Linked DNA regions of Homo sapiens: region 1 is linked to region 2. A link is an interaction called in ENCODE POLR2A ChIA-PET data of the cell type or tissue named here. Cell type or tissue: PC-3. All regions are shown on one strand. Links, peaks and the distances in the headings refer to the core of each region. The heading gives the core; the rest is flanking DNA. Region 1 overlaps WFDC3 (WAP four-disulfide core domain 3). Region 2 holds the start of WFDC6 (WAP four-disulfide core domain 6).

Evidence for each region. ChIA-PET counts read pairs that join two places held together with the same protein. Peaks named below come from ENCODE experiments on the same cell type or tissue, not always from the same donor. Only the 100,000 strongest peaks of a DNase experiment are listed, where the experiment ranks them.
Region 1: POLR2A ChIA-PET joins it to region 2 with 21 read pairs; 5 of 35 experiments call an interaction of 5 or more read pairs at or near these places.

Annotation. Positions count from the first base shown.
Region 1 is chr20:45,781,854-45,784,731 of GRCh38, reverse strand. The region is part of intron 4 of WFDC3 (WAP four-disulfide core domain 3); the gene reads left to right. Among named protein-coding and RNA genes, the nearest start is that of WFDC3, 8.6 kb to the left of the region's middle. RefSeq lists an enhancer at 720-889. In PC-3, for the core only: no CTCF peak of the experiment used is centred there; a DNase peak (open chromatin) is centred at 1,581; H3K4me3 peaks cover 398 bases; H3K27ac peaks cover 2,500 bases.
Region 2 is chr20:45,537,250-45,540,189 of GRCh38, reverse strand. WFDC6 (WAP four-disulfide core domain 6) reads left to right here and starts at 708. Exons shown (of 3, transcript NM_080827.2): 1 at 708-873; 2 at 2,096-2,226. The coding sequence starts at 783. It overlaps EPPIN-WFDC6 (EPPIN-WFDC6 readthrough), which reads left to right. Exons shown (of 5, transcript NM_001198986.2): 4 at 2,096-2,226; 5 at 2,640-2,940. The coding sequence ends at 2,657. LOC107987282 (a long non-coding RNA gene) reads right to left here. Exons shown (of 4, transcript XR_001754641.3): 3 at 1,511-1,654; 4 at 1-115. It also overlaps the pseudogene HSPD1P21. In PC-3, for the core only: a CTCF peak has its summit at 1,777; a DNase peak (open chromatin) is centred at 1,599; H3K27me3 peaks cover 394 bases.

The sequences.
Region 1 (2,878 bases), core at 324-2,823, 240 kb before region 2:
TTCGCTATTGTTGCCCAGGCTGGAGTGCAGTGGTGCAGTCTCGGCTCACTGCAATCTCCACCTCCCAGGTTCAAGCGATTCTCCTGCCTCAGCCTCCCAAGTAGCTGGGATTATAGGCATGTGCCACTATGCTCAGCTAATTTTTTGTATTTAGTAGAGACGGCTTTTCAGCATGTTGGTCAGGCTGGTCTCAAACTCCTGACTTCAGGTGATCCACCGGCCTTGGCCTCCCAAAGTGCTGGGATTACAGGTGTGAGCCACCATGCCCAGCAGGAGTACAATTTCTCACCAGCCCCTTTATTCAAAACCAGGATGGTTTTCTTCTTCCCTGATCACTTCCTCTCAGAACCTGAAGCCCTGTAACATGTGACAACCTTTTTCCTTCCAGTCAAACCTCTCCAGGTAGGAGGCCCCTTGCTGGTACCCATTGGGTCTGTCTGTGCCCGGCTTAGGCAGCTATCTTGGGCAGCCTGCCCATTAGAGAGAATGGAAGGTTGTTCTCCTTGCCAGGACTCTTGAGGCCCAGCTCTGGAACCAGCCTGGGAATCTGTCTCAGGCAGGTCACTGACTGCTGGCATGTAGGGCTTGGTACAATCTTCCCAGTGTTTGAAGCTGAGGGCTGAATTGTAGGGGCTAAGGGCGAGGCTGGCACCCAGGCACAGTACCTTTGTGAGCTGCTCTGGCCCCTGGCCAGCCCAGATAGGGCTTCCTTTTCCACTGGAGCTTGGCAGGCAGGCTAGAATAGTGATCTCCCGCAGATGTCCCAGAGCCTGCTGGGCTGAGCGGGGTTCCTAGCCTGGTGGGAGGTGATACTGGCTACTGCATTGGTAGTTAACTACTTTTGTATAGCTCCAGCCCTAGGGGAGGGCTAGGCTACTCACCCAACAGGACTGGTTGCTATACCCAACTCTACAGGAAGCTCTCCTTCCAGGGCTATGAAAAATTTCGCTTTCCTTAAGCTCTGACATTGCCAGAGGTTTACCATAGCCAGCGCTGGTCTGTTTGGCAAAGTGGAGGTTCAGTCAGGTTGCCTGAGGGCAAGGGCAGACATTGGGTCCTGCTCTCATGACACTGTTCTAGTCTGAACATGGGTCTGAATCCTGGCTCTTCTGCTTGCTTGCTGTGTGGCCTTGGGCAAGTCCCTTCATTTCTCTGAATCTCACTTTTATTATCTGTAAAATGGGGATAAGGATGTTTAGCTCCCAGAGTGATAATGCAGTTGAGAAGAAATGCATTTTATTTATTTATTTATCTGGGACAAGGTCTCACTCTATCACCCAGGCTGGAGTGCAGTGGTGTGATCTCAGCCCACTGCAGCCTCAACCTCCTGGGCTCAGGTGATCCTTCTGCCTTAGTTCCCTGAGAAACTGGGACTACAGGCACAAACCACTGTGTCCGGCCAGAAATGCATTTAAAAAAGTCTGCAGTAAACCTGCCAGATAATGCTCAAGAGAGCTCATATGGTCATGCCAAGTACCTCTGTGTTCTGGTCCGCCCCTTCTCTGCCTCCCCACCTATCTGATGCCTGACCTATCCGTTTACTCACCCACTTATTCATGTATTCACTGTATATTGAGTGTGGCTACCCTACCTGGCATGTGGGTCTGCAGTGGTGAGGAAGGCAGCCGTGGTCCTTGCCACCCTGGGGCTTGCTCATATAGTGTGACAGACAGGAAATAATCAAGAAAACAAATACATAATAACCCCAAGATGATGATGAGTCATGAGTGCTTTGAAGGTAAAGGAAGAAGAGAGAAGGAGGCTGCTTTCATTTGAGGTTGGAGAGGTAGGCAGGGCCCAGACTTTCGGGGGTCTTCAGGGCTTCTCTCTTAGGCTTTATTCTAAGTGCAATAGGAAGCCTTTGAGGGGGTTTAAAAGCAGGAGAGGCCTTGTCCAGTTTTCATTTTAAAAAGACCACTCTGCCAGTATATGAAGAATGGATGGGGGCAAGTGTAGAAGATGGAAGACCAGTTAGGAGGCTATTGTGGCAGGCTGGGAGAGATGATCGGGGCTTAGACTGGGTTGGAGATACTGCAGACATAGAAAAATGGAAGGCGGCCGAACGCAGTGGCTGATGCCTGTAATCCCAGCACTTTGGGAGGCCAATGCGGGCAGATCACGAGGTCAGGAGTTTGAGACCAGCCTGGCCAACATGGTGAAACCCCATCTCTACTAAAAATACAAAAATTAGCCGGGCATGATGGTGGGCGTCTGTAATCCCAGCTACTCGGGAGGCTGAGGCAGGAGAATCGCTTGAACCTAGGAGGTGGAGGTTGCAGAGAGCCGAGATCGCACCACTGCACTCCAGCCTGGGCAACAAGAGCGAAACTCCATCTCAAAAAAAAGAAAAAAAAAATCCAAAACAAAAAAGCCCCCAAAAAACCAATAACAATGAAAAAGAAAAATGGAAGGCTTACATGTTTGTGAAGGTAGAATTAATGGGACTGGGTGAACAAGTAAGTGGCTGCAGGCATTGAGGGAGACGGGGTATCAAGAAGGGTGGTAGATATTCAGCTTGAGCAGTTGGGTGATGGTGGTGTTCTTTACTGAGACAGGGACAACCTGGGGGAAGAGGTTTTGGAGTGAAGATTCTGATTCTGGCCTGACAGTTGTCTTCTTGGGCCTCCTCATGGCTCACCTCCCCACTGTATGAAACCTGACCACTCCAGATCCCCTGTGACCCTCTGTTTTGCTTATTAACATATATGTATTATCTTTTACGTGGGCTGATGGCATGGCCTCCCTGGGTGTCTGGCTGACCCTTTTCTAAAACCTCACTGCAGGTTGTACAGAAAAGAGTTAACATAACAAGCCTGAGACCGCTCTTCTTAAAAAGGCTTGCTGGCAAGGCTGGGCCTTGGCTGGCTTCTGGGAACTT
Region 2 (2,940 bases), core at 255-2,754:
GATGCCCAGGTAACTGGCTCCTCACCTCCTTCGGGCTTATACCAAGGATATAAAACTTGGTACAGATGCTCAAGCGTTAATGCTTCAGGGTGTGACTTTTAATCCAATGCTGTAGCTGTGACAACAGGGAAAAACGGAGAACAGAGTTGGAGAAGTCCCAAAGTAATGAAAGAAGTTATTTACTGTTGCAAAATCAAACGACTTAAAGGATAAATGTAACTGATCTTTACATACGAAAGAAGAGAGAGGGAAGTGAAGGGCGGGGAGAAAGAGACTCAGACAGACAGAGACTCCCTGAGAAAAAGACAGGCACAGAGTAAAAGACATACAGATGCACAGAAAAGAGAAGAAACAGAGTGAGAAAAATAAAACATAAGAATAGACATGTCAGGAGAAGAGTGAAATTAGAAAGAAGGAAGAGAGCTAGCATACTGTTAACCTGCAAACTCCCCCTGGGAAATGGAAGACTCTGGAGTTAAACCTCCCCTTCTGCTAAGGGAGCCTGGAAAGCCCAAGACAACATGTGCCCTCTTTCCCTGGTAGACCAGAAAGCCTCAGATTGCTGAGGATTAGGAGCCACCTATCCCCCAGTGTAGGTACCAGGTAGTCCCACTGATGGCCTCAGGGATCTGGTGTTCCTGATCGGGGAGTCTGGCTGGCTTGTCTCCAGGGCTGTCTCTTAAGGTGCTGGGCCACACCGGGGCAGGCAAAGTGCAGATGTAGGAGCTGCTGAGGAGCAGTTCTTAGTTTTGGTGCCATCAACCAGGCCAGTACTTCCTAAAATGGGACTCTCAGGACTTCTGCCAATCCTGGTACCATTCATCCTTTTGGGGGACATCCAGGAACCTGGGCACGCTGAAGGCATCCTTGGCAGTAAGTATTGGGAACTCCGTCCTTGCAATGGGGAAAGGAAACTCAGTGGGGAGGAAGGAACAAAGAATAATTTTGCAGCTGAGAAATTATTTTCTCCACCTCTGCCTGGAATTCCAGGTGGGAAAGAGGGGAGCTATTTGAAGTCTCTTGGTAAGAGACTCCCTTGGTGAATACAGGCATCCAAATCTGTGGCAAGTGACTCCTTGCTGCCATTCCAAAGAGTTCTTCCTGGAGGTGCCTGGACCTAGAGCTCATGAAATGAACTAAGAAGGAGTAGTAAGCCCAAGGAAGTCTCCCACAAGAAAAACAGGCTGCTCCCCACAACACCACCTGTGTCAACTTCCAAATGTTCTCATTGCAGCCCCCACACCCATACCCACAGAGGACCCTGGTCTTTGGGTTAAAGAATGGTCTCCAGAAGTCCCTTGGAATGCTGAAATGTGAAGACTCACAATTAGCAGCTAACTGTACTGGGCACTGAAAATTAGTGGTTGAAAGTGAGCACTCAGGAGCCACACATTGTAGGTTCAAACCTGGCTCCACCCCTGAGTAGCTGTGTGATCTTGGGCAAATTCACATAATCTCCTTATGCTTCCAATTCTTCTGTTTACAAAATGTGAATATTAAGAGTACTTACCCATAGATTTGTAATGAGGATTAAGGAGAAAAGGCAGCTCACAGTAAGTGCTTCATCCATATTACTCATTGTTACGTTACATTGCCCCAGGCAGTTTGACGATGGCTTGTCAAACTGTGTTGCTGGTTAGTCTTCAAAGCAACCCTATGGGCAAATGAGGAAATCAAGGCTCAGAGAGAGTGCCTGGCACACCAAGCGTCTCACAGAATTCAAAAGCCCAGCTATCTGATGCCAGAAATGTTAATCTCAATCATCGAGAGCCACAGCACCTCCTGGGGGAGCAACCAAGCACAGCAAGGCTGAGTGACCAGAACAGTCTTAGAGGAATGCGTCTTTCTCTCAGGAATCTCATAGATGGTGCGGGTAGGGGGTAGGGGTTGGTTTAGGCATCCGATGGTGAGTTGTTATGGGGTTGGGGATGTGAGCAGTGTTGTGAAATTCCTGAGCCCCCTGAGGGCCACTACCTTCTGGGGATAGGTGAAGTGGAAACAAAGTTCTCTAACTCTGGAGGGGTGCCCTGGTCTCGGGGAGGGGGAGCACTGGCTCCTTTAAGGCCTTGAGGGAATATATCTTCCCCTCCCTTAGAGCCGTGTCCCAAAATCAAAGTGGAATGCGAAGTGGAAGAAATAGACCAGTGTACCAAACCCAGAGATTGCCCAGAAAACATGAAGTGTTGCCCGTTCAGCCGTGGAAAGAAATGTTTAGACTTCAGAAAGGTAACTCAGATGCTTCCTAAATTACCCAGTGCCCTCACCTCCTATCTCCACCTGCACTGCACTACCTCTGTCTCCTAGTTCACTGATGGCTGGTCTCTGACCAAGAGTTTAGGTACATCTTCTACTTGACACAAATCTGCCAGTCCTGGACTTGGGAGACATGGATTTTATTTCATTTCTTCCTCTATTTTGGTAAGTGATGTGAACAATGTAGTTTTCCTTTCTGGGCCTCAGTTTCCCTTTCCATAAGACAGGTGTGGATAATGGACCACATGGTCTCTTGGCTACTCTTCAGTGATTCTCGAGATGCCAAGTAGTCACCAAAGTCTCATCAAATGCCAACATTGTGTCAGGTTATATGATAGCTATAAGAGACAGGTATATAATCTGTATTTCCTGGCTTTTTTCTCTAGGCCTCTCTGTCTACATAAATCCAGGATGCCTTCCCTGACCACCTTAGACCGCCTACACTCTTTCTTCTCTGCCCATATTATTGAGCTCTAAAGAAGATCATCAAGGACCATTCGTTCATTCTATTCATTCAACAAATATTGATTGGTGCCCCTGACACCCATGATGGGTTCCACTTGCTCATTGTGGCCAGGAAGGTCAGAAAAGTTTTTCTGGGAAAGAGATCCATGATTTAAGATCTGAAAGATGAGTACTTAGACCAAAAATGGGAAGAAATAGCCTTTCAGGCCAGATAATAGGATG